Regions from separate parts of the Homo sapiens genome. Here region 2 is linked to region 1. The links are chromatin loops, found by intact Hi-C in ENCODE. Cell type or tissue: PC-3. All regions are shown on one strand. Each heading gives the region's core, and the rest is flanking DNA. Links, peaks and the distances in the headings are about the cores only. Region 1 has its middle 310 kb from the start of MIR625. Region 2 overlaps FUT8 (fucosyltransferase 8).

What was found. Hi-C counts contacts between places; a loop is a spot of excess contacts. Peaks named below come from ENCODE experiments on the same cell type or tissue, not always from the same donor. Only the 100,000 strongest peaks of a DNase experiment are listed, where the experiment ranks them.
Region 2: it touches region 1 in a loop (2.9-fold over the local background); 1 of 110 quality-filtered maps calls a loop at or near these places.

What each region holds. Positions count from the first base shown.
Region 1 is chr14:65,773,221-65,780,864 of GRCh38, reverse strand. No RefSeq gene overlaps it. Among named protein-coding and RNA genes, the nearest start is that of MIR625, 310 kb to the right of the region's middle. In PC-3, for the core only: no CTCF peak of the experiment used is centred there; no DNase peak of the experiment used is centred there.
Region 2 is chr14:65,674,031-65,681,674 of GRCh38, reverse strand. All of the region lies in intron 7 of FUT8 (fucosyltransferase 8), which reads right to left. Among named protein-coding and RNA genes, the nearest start is that of MIR625, 210 kb to the right of the region's middle. In PC-3, for the core only: no CTCF peak of the experiment used is centred there; no DNase peak of the experiment used is centred there; H3K4me3 peaks cover 636 bases; H3K27ac peaks cover 613 bases.

The DNA of each region.
Region 1 (7,644 bases), core at 1,853-5,852:
ATTTCTCTTACTTCCTGGAGCCATAATGCAAATCCCCTTTTCCCTGTATGAGGATCTGAGGACCTGCGTGAGGGCAGCTGCCTCAACAGGCTGATAGTCCAAGTTACATGCCATCTGTTCATCCTCTGCCTCGAGGCATGTGCCATTTCTTGTTGGAGTGGACAACTTCCACTGCTGATTCAAGCCCTCTCTTTTATCATCCTTCCACCACTGCTTTGCCCTGACTTACAGAGGAAAAAAGAAAGAAAGAAAAGCACACCTGCATCCTCAAGGATCACAGATCCCATTTGAAGCCATTCTTGAGGTTGCTATGGTGATGGACAATTTTAACTATCAGGGTGCAGGAGCCACTGGTGCTGAGGAAATCATTGGGTTACAGAGTTACAGATGGATGGGTGCAGAGAGAGCCCCAGAGTGCCTCCCAGTTTGAGAAAATGACTGGCTTGTCCAGCTCACTCTGCATACTCCAGCAAAGTCTTTCTGATGGAAAGGCAGCCACTTCACACACAGATTAATCACTATCTGGCCCTTCTCACACTCCTGGTGTGCTCTTGTGGAGTTCTTTTTCCACTACACTCTAATGGGCTCTACAACAAAGTACTGAAGGAGTAAGCAATTTGCTCTGAAGGCTCCAAGTCCAGATGATGCTAAGAGAAGCCCAATTTCTCCACTGATGAATACTTGGGAAATGGCCTTTCCCTCTGTGCCCCTAAACCTATAAGCTTCTGAGCTTGCTGGAAGGACTGGCTTCCAGCAGTTTGGGAGTGACAATAATGTATTTTAGCTGATGTAGTCCCAAGTCTGATGGCACTCTGATGGCATCCTCCTCCAAAGCTTTTTCTTGCTCAGCCTTCTTTGCACACTCCTGTCCCCTACATAACTGGGCACTTCTCTCATTTTGCAAAAGGTTAAGTCTATTGGAGAAAATGCACAGGGTCTAAAAACCGAGCTGTTTGTGCTGACTAAAGTGAACTGGCAAGGAGAACAATGCCCCATAGCCGATGGTCAGCAGAGGATGTCTCAGACCCAAGGTTGTGGACCTTGGTGGAGACTGAAGGTGAGTGGAGACTGAAGGTGGTTGGAGACAGGGCACATTCCCAGCTCCATTTTTGACAAGTTCTCCTACAAGGTGGGGAAGGCAAAATTCTTGTTTTCCCAGTCTCCCCTGTTTTTAGGAATGGCCAAATGACACCATCTTGCCAATGATGCCTGCTGGGGCCTCCAGGCAGGTTTTTGTTCTTCCCAATATAAAAGTACTACTCTTTTGTTCCTTCTGCCTTCTTTTTTCCTTGAATTAAGACATGATAGCTGGAGCTCCAGCAGTCATGTGGCAACCCTGAGAGAAATGCCAAGGTCCCTAGGGCCTCAGCCCTTCTATCATTTAACCTCTGAACAAAGACTGGCAATGGCCTATCTTGAGACATCTTGTTTGAGAGAAAAACGATTCCTATTTATTTAGACCATTTTTGTTAGATTTCCTTTTACTAGCAGCTCAGTGTTTTCCTCATTGATACAGGTACTCTCGTTTCCATATTCTGACTCTTTCTCAAAATGTAGAGGTGTAGGAAGAAGCAGACACCAAAACCAAGGAAGGGACACTTCTTGGAGATTTTACACTGCCAAGTTATCCGATTTAAATAATTTGGCAGTTCCCTGTGGTCTTCCATGCACCATTTCTACTATTTCTAAAAGTTGGCCAAACAGATATATGAAAAAATGCCCAACACTTCTAATCATCAGAGAAATGCAAAGTAAAACCACAGTAAGATTTCACCTCACACCTGTTGGATTGGCTACTATCAAAAAGATAAAAGATAACAAGTATGGGCGAGGATGTGGAGAAAAAGGAACTCTTGTGTACTGTTGGTGGGATTGTAAATTAGCACAGCTATTATGGAAAAAGGAATGGAGGTTCCTCAAAAAACTACAAATAGAATTACCGTATGATCTAGCAATCCCACTTTTGAGTACATATTCAAAGAAATTAAAATTAGCACGTCAAAGAGATGTTTGTACTCACATTCACTGCAGTGTTATTCACAATAGCCAAGAAATAGAAACAACTAAAGTGTCCATCAATGGATAAATAGATTTTTTAAAGTGGTACTTATACATGATGAAATATTTCTCCATTTTTAAAAAGCAGGAAATTCTGTCATTTGCAACAACATGAATGAACTTAGAGGAGGACATTATGCTAAACAAAATGAGCCAGGCACAGAGAAACAAATACCACATGATCTCACTTAAATGTGGAATCTAAAAGAGTCAAACCCATAGAAGTAGACAAAAGAATGGTTAATAGAGGCTGGGGCAGGGGTAGATGAGGCAAGGGGAGATTATTGCTTAAAGGGTATAAAGTTTCCATTAGGAAGAATAAGTTCTGGTGATCTCTTACACAACATGATAACTAAAGTTAATAATAATTTATATCTCAAAATAGCTAAAGAACAGCCAGGCATGATGGCTAATGCCTGTAATCCCAGTATTTTGGGAGGCTAAGGCAGGAGGATTGCTTGAGCCCAGGAGTTTGAGAACAGCCTGGGCAACACAGTGAGACCCTCTCTCTACAAAAAAATTTTGAAATAGCTGGGTCTGGTGGCACGCACCTATAATCCTAGCAACTTGGGAGGCTGAGGTGGGAGGGTCACTTGAACCCAGGAGTTCAAGGCTGCAGTGAACCATGATTGCACCACTGCACTCCACCCTGGGTGACAGAGTGAGACCCTGTTTCAAATAATAATAATAATAATAACTAAAAGAGAGTATTTCAAATATTTTCACCACAAAGAAGTGATAAATATTTTAAGAGATGGATACGTTAATTACCCTAATTTAATCATTCCACAATGTATACATGTATCAAAAATCATATTGAATCTCATAAAATATATGCAATTATTATCTATCAATTGAAAATAAAATAAAACTTAAAAAAATAAAAATAAAATAGAAGTGGCCCGGGTCAGGGTTTTCTTAGAGCTTCAGAAATTCTTCTGTATGCTGTGACAAATGCAGAAATATTCCTCTTTCTTCTGAGCAAACCATTTTGAAACAGAGGAAAGGAAAAGATAGCACAGTAGAATTATAAAGTAACTTAGCCCTGTAATTTTCTGCAGGCATAGATGAAAGCCCTCTTCAATAAGCAAAATTTTTAAATGCCTCAAATGGGAGCACAATAATAAAGAGAGAAATGGGACCCTGATTTCCTTTTTCCTTTTCATATGACAAGCCTCAATGCCAACAACTCAATCTGCTGTCCCTTTAAGAAATTTTCCCCAAAGAAGAAAACTGGAGATGGCATAAGGATAAGTCCAGCTCCTAAATATGGCAATGAACGATTTACAATACCAATTTTTCCAAATCATTTTCATTCAGTTTGTGCATGCTAGTGATGTTGGCAAATGTTCTGAACTCTCTGTTCCACCTCCTGGACTCTGTATCCATAGGTCATTCAAAAGTAGAGCCTGGCTGGGCACGGTGGCTCATGCCTGTAGTCCCAGTACTTTGGGAGGCTGAGGCAGGTGGATTACCTGAGGTCAGGAGTTCGAGACCAGCCTGGCCAACATGGTGAAACCCTGTCTCTATTAAAAATACAAAAATTAGCTGGGCATGGTGGTACATGCCTGTAATCCCAGCTACTCAGGAGGCTGACACATGAGAATCACTTGAACCCAGGAGGCCAAGGTTGCAGCGAGCCAAGATCGTGCCACTGCACTCCAGCCTAGGCAACAGAGTGAGACTCTGTCTCAAAAAAAAAGAAAAAACAAAAGTAGGGACCATTTCTTCCAAAGTGAGAAGAAAGCAGGGGACCCAAGCGCCTACTCTCGCCTCATATCAGGCCTCTACCAGGTCCTCAGATCATGTAAAAATAAGGTGAATAAAACTCCCATTCTCCAGGTTTATCATCACTTTCCTGTTTCTCCAAAAGTTCTTCTTCAGCTTTCTTCCAGGGCCTTTCTCTCTCAGAAGTCATATAGGTTTCTCAGGAGACTCCAATTTTTTTGTGGCTATTGTTGCCCTCTATCTAATCCAAGGGTCTGAGAGAATTCTGAGAAGACAAAGAGCACCTGCCAGAATATTCTTCATCCTCAGACCTAGTGGAAAATCTTTTAATACATGGTATCATACACATCCTTGTGCTTTAGACAAAGACTTGCTACCTTGGGACTGAAGAGCCAGAAAGCCTGAGAACTGTGGCCGCCAGGATGATCCTTCATAGGGGATCCCCGGGAACTGCTATGCAAGGACTTCACTTTGTGTTGCCTCTAGATAAAGGAAAAATCTAGCCCCAAATACACTTGGGAAATTGTCCTATGACCTGTTCATAAAAGGAAAAGATAACTTTTCAAATTACTTAGTAAGATATATTAACCTATTCCTTCATTAACAAAACATACTGAATGACTGCTGTGTGCCAGGCACTAGCATACTAATGAACAAGACGCACCCTGCTCTCATGTAGTTTACAATATGATGCAAGACAGAGTAATAGAAACATCGTAATATGGGATGATAAGCACTAAAGAAGAGCATACAAGCTGCAAGGGTGCAGTGAATTAACCAAAGGAGGGACTCCAGATGTAAAGGTGTCAGAGGGACTCAATGCCATCACTCCAAGCATAAAAAGAATTTTAAGAGTGTGTAACACATGTTTTTCCAAAGCAGCTGCACTCCTATGCTGCCTGACTCCTGGGTGTGGACTCAGGGGTCCACATCTTCATAGACTCCCAGAGGTAGATGGTTAGATTTCCCTCATTTGTCCTCAATCTCTTCATGTCCTTATTCAACAGAGAAACAGGGAAGGAAATAGGCTTACTGCCTAAGAGAATGCCCCAGTTTCCCTCTCTTCTTGCCAACTTCAGCTTCCTGTCCTTGGTTAATAGGTCATCCCTCCAAAATGAAAAGCTAAATTGATGTTGAAGAATGATTTTTTAAAAGGGTAAAATCATGACTCATAAAGATAAAAAACACACACATTAAAGAACTTATTTAACTTATTACTAATGCAGGAACCAGGTAGAAGGTACAATTAGTTCAAAGGAAAATGTAAAAAACAGACATAGAGACATCAGGAATATTGAAATTTTCAAATGGAGGCAAAACTGGCTTCCTTCACATTTGAGAAATTAAGTAAATATCCACCTGATGGAATTTATTTGTATATCTGTAGACAAGTTATCTTGCATTGCTATCAGTTATCTACAACTTACAGAGTCTGATAGCATCTTGCAGGGGAAAGTAAAGTCTGATTTGTTGAGACCTTGCTGTGAAATTTGGCATAAAGCCTGTCTTTCAATGGGGAGGAAAGGTAAAAGAAGATTAGATGAGGATAATGTTTGGTGGACACAGCAAGATGAGGATGTTGAGGGAAGGGACATCTTGGGATATCTGTTGATGTTTTCTGTTTAAGAGTTGAAAGGTCTTCTCAGAAGTTCCTGTAATAAACTGTATTGGTCATGCTTCTCCAGGGAAACAGAACCAGAGAGGGATTTCTTTTTAAGGAACTGTCTCATGCCATTGTGGAGGCTTGGAAGTCCATAATCTACAGAGCAGGCTGGGAGGATGGAAATTTCGGCAGGCGTTCATGTTAAAGCCTCGAGTCTGCATGCAGTCTGGAGGCATTTATTTCTCTTCAGAACCTCAGTCCTTTTTCCCTTAGGCCTTCAATGAATGAGATGAGGCACAAACACACTATGGAGAGTAATCTACTTTTCTCAAAATCTACAGATTTTTTTTTGCTTTACTTTTTAAATTTAATTTTATTATTATTATACTTTAAGTTTTAGGGTACATGTGCACAATGTGCAGGTTAGTTACATATGTATACATGTGCCATGCTGGTGTGCTGCACCCATTAACTTGTCATTTAGCATTAGGTATATCTCCTAATGCTATCCCTCCCCACTCCCCCCACTCCACAACAGTCCCCAGAGTGTGATGTTCCCCTTCCTGTGTCCATGTGTTCTCATTGTTCAATTCCCACCTATGAGTGAGAACATGCGGTGTTTGGTTTTTTGTCCTTGCGATAGTTTACTGAGAATGATGATTTCCAATTTCATCCATGTCCCTACAAAGGACATGAACTCATCATTTTTTATGGCTGCATAGTATTCCATGGTGTATATGTGCCACATTTTCTTAATCCAGTCTATTAAAAGTTAATCCCATCTAAAAAGTGCCTTCACTGCAACATCTAGACTCGTGTTTGACCCAAAAACAAGGTACCATAACATAGCCACACTGAAACTTAAAATTTATTATCACATAGACAATAAAGCTGTTTGCAGTTTTTATCTTCCTGAACATGAGTCCTCTGGAGCAGTAAAGTTATGCTAATAAAGACAATGGAATAGGAAAGTCATGCTAATATACACAGTTGGCTGTGTGCAAGTACAAGATTTCGGTTCTCAACTTTTTTTTTTACATTACAGCTTACATATTGTCTATCATATCTTTATTATCATGGCATCTACACTGTTTGCATCCATGTTTGCAATCATTATTTAGATTAACTCTCTGTTTGATTTCATCCAGTCTTTTCTGTAATTTCAGTTGGCACATAGCATCTCTGCCCTTTCCCTCCGGGAAGCTCTCACAGCAAAGGCCTCATGTACCCATGATAAGGAGTTTGAACTTTTTCCAATAGGGATCTGTGGAAAATATCTTGGGTTGCTTTTGCCTGCAAGTAACACCAGAAGGCCCAAGTAAACATTGCTTACATGATAAGAACACTATATTTTCTTACATAATAAAAAGTCTAGTGGTAGAAAGCTTCAGGAACTCATCAATATAGGGCTCTGGGTCACTGTCTCCCCATGACCACAATATGGGAGTCCAAGTCTAAGCATCAAGGCTTAAGCACACAAAGCCCTAAACAAGGAAAACGGATGTTTCTTTTGATGTGTGTTTTATATGAAGAAGGGATATATTTCTCTGAAACCCTCAAAATTCTTCCCCTCAGATCCAGTTGGTCAGAATCAGGTCATGTCCCCATGTCCTAGCTGTAAGGGAATCTGAAAGGGCACATATTTGGCACTTTCAGCATCTTTCATGGGGGACCAGCTCTATCAACAGAGCTGGATAGGTTAGCACTGGGGATTGCTGAGAACAAGCAACTAATAGTATATGCTACAGATGGGCTTTGAGCAGGAGAATATGTGGTGAGATCTGCACTTGGAAGACATCCCTGCTAGCAACATGGAAGAAGGACTGAAGGAGGCAATAAAGAGGTGACAGAGGGTAGATGGAAAGGCAGATTAAAAGTAGGTAAGGGGAGATGGTGCAGCATTAGTGGCCCCAGATAAGCAAAGTTCTCCATGCACCCAAGTGAGACACCCCTTGAAACTCACAAAAGTAGTAGAGGGATGCTTTTAGGAGCCATGGTGCTACATGAGCCGGTGACTTCTGTGTTACTACAGTGCCTGGAATCCCTTCTCAGCCTGACAGCTGAAGAGGCCTGGGAAAGTTAAGGCTATATCAGACATATTGGCATTCATTTCTCTTAAACTTCCAATGACAGTTAATACTGAGCTGCTTTATGTTGGAAACCTCAAAAAGGCTTTCTCAGGGCCAATTGATGTAAATGTTTAAACAGGTTTATAGAACTGGATTTCCAGAAAGCCTTTCAGCCTAACCTTTCAA
Region 2 (7,644 bases), core at 1,859-5,858, 99 kb after region 1:
ATCAAAGATATCCAAAAAGACACTCACATACACACATACAACTGAGATTTTATAAAGAAAATGCCTTATTTTCTATAGTTTTAAATGCAAAAATATTTTTTAACTAAGTTATTTTCAGTTTTACTGGAAACATTAGAAATAAAAATCTTTAAAGTCTTTTAATATTAGGATAATTTTAACCAATGCAAATATATGAAGGCAAAGTTCCACCATAATAAAGCTTGTAAGAAACCAAGAGGATTAATTCTAGTGAAATTTTGTTATAAACAACAATAAGGCCATCACATTTTTAAAACATTCTTCAAACATTTCCATGCCTATTACTTCATTTGCTCTTCACCAGAAACCTTTGAATAACATAGGTAAGGTGGTATTTTCTTTATTTGATAGATTCAGAAGGAGATTAAAATTTTTCAAGGACCATTCTGCTTATCATAGACAATTTAATTTAAAAAAACTGAGTAACAAGTATTGGCCAGTAGTATTAGGCAATGAGGAAACAAAAATAAATAGGACAAGCTTCTTAAAGAACTCACAGTATACTCAAAGAAACATGAACTGTTTAAATACAGTGAAAACATGGGGACAATTGGAGGGAAATATCACAAAGGGAATGATACTAAAAGATAAATAGGATTTCATGGGATGAAGTGGAGGAAAGATATTCTCTAGAGAGGAAGAATTACATGTTCCCAGTATATCAGTAAAAGTACACAAAACTTTCAAGGAATACATTTGTAGGTGGACTAGTGAATTATGGAGTGCAGGGCACATTTTGAAAAGCAGGCTGTTTATGTGAAGGAGCTTATATCCTATATTCTAAGCAAGGAGTTTCTATACACTAAGCAGCCATGGAAGGCCTTAGGAGAGAAAGTCATATTTGGTTTCGAAAATATCATTCTGATGGCACTGTGGAAGACAGATTAAAAAGAGAAGGATTCTGAGAGCAGAGGAGATACTGAAATAATTTTTCCATAGAGGGATTAGGCATATGTAGGCAAGTTAAAGAAACGTATACTTTCATATGACCTAACAATACCACTTCTAGGCATATGTACAGCTTTCTAATCAACATGCTGTGAAATATCTGATGGCTGATAAAAATTTAAAGTGTAAGGATAGACACAAATAGAGCAGCTGAACAGGATGGAGAAACCAGAAATAGATCCATATATTACTGATTGATTTTAGACAAAAGGGACCAAGGCAATTCAAATGGGAAAAGTTTTCAACAGATAAGGCTAGAACAAATGAATAAAAATACGGAAAACAATGGTCTTAACCCTTATCTTATGTGACACATGAAAATTAACACTAGAGAGATCATAGACATAAATGCAAAAGCTAAAACTATAAAGTTTCTGGAAGAAAACATAAGAGAATATCTTTAGGTCATCTGTCTTCTGCCACTGGCACTCCTGGTTCTCAGGCCTTCAGGCTTGAACTGGAATCATTACACCATCAGCCCTCTAGCTCTCTGTCTGGCCTTTCAACTATAATACACTACTGGCTTTCCTGGGTCTCCAGCTTGCAGATGGCAGATCGTGGAACTTCTCAGACTTGATAACTGTGTGAGCTAATTATAAGGTACTGACCTTATAATACATCTTTCAGGCTCTATCTCACTATATATCCTATTGGTTCAGTTTGTCTGAAGAACCCTGACTAATACAGTGGGCCATATACAATGGTTCCTCTGTTGGAACCATTTAACTCTGTCACTGTAGTGTAAAAGCAGCCATAGACAACACACTAACAAATGGGCATGAATATATTCTAATGAAACCATATTTACAAAAATAGGTAGGGGGCTAAATTTGGTCTGAGGACCATAGTTTGTCAAGCCCTTTTTTAGAGCATAAGATTTTATATGTGACACACTGTCAGAGACCTCTGTAGCTTTGCCACCATCCCCCAGGTGATAATATGGGCAGTAAAAATAATTTTTACATATAGTATAATGTGATACAGTTTGTAAGCACTGCCCTAGGAAAATTAATATATATGCACAAAGAGATATGCATAAAGATACTATGTCACTGTTTATAATGGCAAAAACTTGAAATAATTTACATGCTCATCAATGAGGCAATATATAAATCATGATACAGATGTACAAAAATTACAATAGTTGAATGAACTCAATTTCCATTATTAATGCATACATAAAACAAATGGGTGCCTCTAAGATGGTCATTTATGACAGGCCATAAAATATTAATCTTCCCTCTGAAATAGAGACACCATATAACTTTTAAAATGTAGATAACATATTCTGAATTCAATCTAGGTATTATATTTCCAAAGAATGCAGAAAGATTGCTGTATAGATTCTAATGTCTCAATTTGGGTGGCCCCATGGTTGGTACTGGATCTAATCTAGAAAAGAGGAACATACAGTATAATGCCTATTTTTGCCAATGTCCTATTATTAATTCTAAATTATATGGATCAAGATTTGCCAGATGTAGCAGCAGAGGCAGGTATTTAACCTACTCCCCAACTCCTACACTTGATTTCAGTGAACACAGCAAGATGGGCAGTGGCAGCAAAGAAAGAAAAACACGGTGATTTACTCTTTCATCAACTACTTTTTTCACCATGCCTTAAAATCCCACTGAAATGTTCCAGTTCATTCCTAGCCAGAACCTAGATGCACTAAATAATAGCTTCAAATATAATATACAAGACCCAAAACCTAGAGAGGAAAGGATCATGCTGCAGTGCTTCAATACTACGTTTTTGGTTGCTTACATAATCTCTGCTGGTCTGGCATTATGTAGCTCCTTCCAGTCAATAGAGAGATACCAAAGGGATGTTTTCTCAGTCAAAGGCCCTCACTGTTATGTATTTATTTCTAATATTCAGATCCTTAGGATTTGTACAATTCCATTGCAGTGTTTAGAAAAAAAGACTTTTAAATGAAAAAACCCTTTCTACTTTTAGGTAAAATTTACGTGGAAATTCCTACCTGGGGTATGTTCAGATTCCTAAGCGTTAGCTCCCACAGAGTAGAGGCTTCACAGGGGCCTATTTTTGCTTCTCTTAGTATTATATACATATTAGAGCTCCAAGACAAAATGGTTTATTCCTAGTACCCCCCTTTACTCCCAGCCATCATCCTATCAACTTGGAGACCTTAAAAAGACTATCTGAAGACTGTTTTGTCAGGAGAGCTCTCTGACTGGGGTCAGCGATGGCTCTAGCTAAGAAGGCAACCCTGTCCCAGAAACTAAGAGAAACTGGTCAGCTCCTTGATTAGGAGCATATTTTTGATGTTTAGTCAGCCTAGACACTGAGATTTTTACAGGGCAACCTAAATAAAACCCAACAGAAGTGGAGAATGATCCTCATGTGGGCTAGGGGAGCTAGGGAGCCAAAGCTGGCTCTCTTTGGGAGGATGGCTACACAAAAAGCCATCAAGTAGCTCTGAGTTTCATTAATGTTGGCTGTTAAAGTTAAAAGAAGCCCTGCTGAAACTCTATAACCCAATCATGCTATTATTGTTATTTTGCTTTGTTCCCATAAAACTAAAGTGGTAATAATAACATATGGTGATTTAGAATATATAAACCACTGTCAAATATATTATCACTCTGAATGCTCATAACAACTCTGTAAGGTACACAGAACAGGGAGGTTAAGGGACACTACCCAAAGTAACACAGCTAATAACTTCTGACTCCAAATCAATGACACTGATCTGTCCTGGTAAATGATGTTCTTCATTCTCTAAGAGCCCAGCTCATGGATCTAGTGAAGTCTCTGATTGCTTTAGCCAGAAACAGTTTTTCTATTCTCTGGTGGCCCACAGGACCTTATACCTCTCTTATGACACTACCTTTTTTACATTTACAGATGTATGGGTCTCATGATACTCAATGACAAGTTCCTGAAGAGTCATCTTTATATTTCCCATGGCATCTAGAAACATTCAAATTTTTACTGAATGACTAGTGTACTTCCCTGTTTATGGTACTGATCCATTTTTTTTAAAGAAACTTTATAATTAAAAACATTATAAATATAAATGTGCCCATTATTTATACCTAATACAGTATTTGCTGGCAGTTGTACTTTTTCAAAAGTAAAGTTGGATATCAAAATCTGAACAAAAATGATAACTCTAATTGTAATATATCTTTTGGGAAAATCAGTATGACTTATAGTATCACTAGTTGCAATTTCTTGCTTCCAGAGAATATAACCTGCATTAAGTTTAATGGCTACTTATAATAGGAGACTAAACTTAAATTGAATCAAAAGGAGGACCTCTTTAGGAAGAGGTGGAAGACTCAACTCTAATTATTTTCAATAACTGCTAAGAATATTTTTGATCTTTGTATTTGGGGAAGCAAAACAAAAGAAAGAAGCCTGATACCAAAGTATCATCTAAGAAGGTTTATGATTCTGTAATCTGCTTTTGACCTTCTGCTAAGGCAACAAAAATGCATGAGTAATAAAGTCTATTACTTAAAAACACACATGCGCACACACATACGTGCGCGCGCATGCGCGCGCGCACACACACACACACACACACACACACACACACACACAAATATGTCTTTCTTTCCAATGGAACTGATGTATAAACCACTATAGAACTTTCTTACTGAGTAACAACCTTTTGGAGGGAAAAAAATATGTATAACTCCACTAAAGATCACGGACTTTATTATTTCCTATTCCATGAAATTAGCCTACAATTTATATAATCCTGGGGAAGGGAGACAAAGAAATTACAGATTCACATCATACTCAGAGCTCTGGCATATAAAACTAACCAAAAGGGACAGGATGCATTCTTTACTTTCTTCAAAATGTCAACAATTATCTTGTTTGTAGAATCACTCTAACGTGATCCACATGTTTTAAGCAAACAAGACTCTGTTATCAAAATGCTACTGAAAGATTGCAATCTTCTTTTTCTATACTTTGGTGTTTGAGTTGAAGGTCAACTGTGACTGAGACTCAAAGATTCACATAAGTATGTCTGAGGAAAACAGAAAAACCCAAATACTTACAAAAGGAAGAAAGGAAGGGAAGGAGGGAAGGAAGAAGGAAGGAGGGGTGGGGGGTGACTCAGGGGACCGACTACTAGCTCCTATTAGAAAAAAGATTATTTACTTTGTAATCTAGCTCCGCTGGAATGTTTCAAACACGACTCAATTTGTAATAATTTATGCCAAATCTTTAAGGAATACATCTATCATAATAGGTATATCAGTATTTATAAAAACACTGATAATTTCTGAGACAGTTATCAAGGCTATGTGGCCCAGACACCCCACAGGAAATTAAGAACACCTGGATTCTATCTCTAGCTCTAACAACCTTGGATAGGTCCTAAATAGACTTTAGGAGATTTTTCAGAAACTTTTCCAATGAAATAGTTTACACTCCATAGTGAGGTGGATGCTAAATACGTATTGCTTTTTCCTAAGTCACACGTCCTTTTATCTCTGAACTCATTCTGCCAGAACCTTTTCTAAAAAGGGGAGAATAAATTGCTTAAAAGATTCATTCTTGGTAATAGACTATTTTTTCAAAACAAAATCTACAGTTTAATAAAAGTGCTTCACATAGCTAGAAGGGTAATGTTTTGAAATTTGGATGGGGATCTGGGGAGACAGGTTTTGTTTATTACATTTATTTTTTGTTTATTTATTTTTTTTGAAACAGAGTCTTGCTCTCTCGCTCAGGCTGGAGTGCAGTGGCGCGATCTCGGCTCACTGCAAGCTCCGCCTCTCAGGTTCAAGTGATTCTTCCCTCTCAGCCTCCTGAGTAGCTGGGATTACAGGTGCCCATCACCACGCCAGGCTGATTTTTTTTTTTTGTATTTTTAGTAGAAATGGGGTTTCACCATGTTGGCCAGTCTGGTCTTGAACTTCTGACCTCTGGTAATCCGCCCACCTCGGCCTCCCAAAGTACTGGGATTACAGGCGTGAGCCACCGCGCCCGGCCTCTCTTATTACATCTAATGTGCTCTGGTCAAACGCTTGGCACTGTGTAAATAACCTAGAAGGTAAATAACCTAGAAGTACCTTGCTGCTTTGCTCCCATATGGAGTCTCTGTCAAGGTGAAATAAACAGCTAAAAAACTCATAGAATGGTGTTTCTTAAAATTTTCCACCAAAATGCTCCTAACAGCAGAGGAAGGTAAATTCATGCTACTGAGAATATGAAGTCTGGCCTCAATCAATGGGCTGGAGTTTGATCAAATTTTCATTTTATACCATTACAGATCTTGTTTTATTATTTGAAAATGATTTAGCTTACCTACCAGTAAATAAAATTAATAGTCCAAGAAAATGTACCATGTTTTATCCTGGTAGGTTGCAAATCTCTAATTCACTTTCCCCAGGTTTACTCACAACTCAATCTGAGAAGCACTTACAGGATAAACACGAAAATAAATATCTGTAATTGTAAGAGTGTAGGCTCACAAGGGTCAAGGCTACAATGTGGACAAAGCTTCAGTTCCCTATTCCTGTATTTCCTGATGATCCCACTAGATTTTAATGAGATACCATAGACTTCTATCTCCTTAAGTGGGAAATGAAAGAAGATGTAATGGTGAAAAGCAGCTTAACTTCTTCTGAGACATTAAGTATATTCTAACTGGAATTTTAAATTCCTGAAGCAAAGATCTTTCTTTCTTTTGTGGCCCATAAGTAGTAAAACAAAAAAGTTTTATAGCAGTTGAATCAAAAGTCCTTATGTACCTGCAATGATACTTGTTTAGGTTAATGATTCTAAAAGGAGTCAGGTAAAGGGCAGAGAAACCTACTAGAATCTTGGAGAGGAGACAGCTAGCTTTTCAACTATATGTGGTACCAACTCACTCTCCAAATAGCCTCCTGCACAACCAGATCTTTGCTGCAACAAAGCCAGTTTCACTAATTACACAGAATAACTATCATAAGAAAGAGTATACCTTCTATCTTAGGTATGTTGAGATAGAAAAAATACTTAAAACTGCTGAAGGCTTCAGGTAGCTGCGGAGAGACTCTATGAGTGGCCCAGAATTTTATTTTGATTAAATTGTGGGTTTATTAAGCATAGAGATATTCTGAATGTCTAGAAGTTATTCTCAGAAGTTATCTTGCTTCTCTGTATTTCTTTCAACTTTTCCATTTAACTTAGACAGAAAACTACATATGAAGCTCTTATAAAGGCATGATTTTCATCTCAGAATAAAAGGATAACTTTCCTGTTGTTGCAGGTTATAACCTAATAATATATTCCAGGTGGACAGGGAGGTAGATAATGAGTATCATGAGTTTTTTAAAGAGCTAAACTGAGGTTCAGAAGCTAAGTTAATTCACAAAGTTCAGAAAGCTAAAAACAACAGAACTGGATCAGACTCACAGTCTAATATCCTTCCTCTCCCTCAGATCCCCTAAACAGAGAAATCAAGATTTTTTGCAGCATAAGGGATCAAAAATAGTAAATGTACTTGTTTTAAGTTTCTATTAATACAATTATCAAAGACTGAAAATACTACTGTAAAAAGACTTAACATATGCATATCTATAGCCTAATATGTATATTATATCTATATATTCTTAATCACATTATTGCTTAATATCAGTTTATAAATTAGTCTACCTGACGTCAATCCTTATTAAGGATACAACT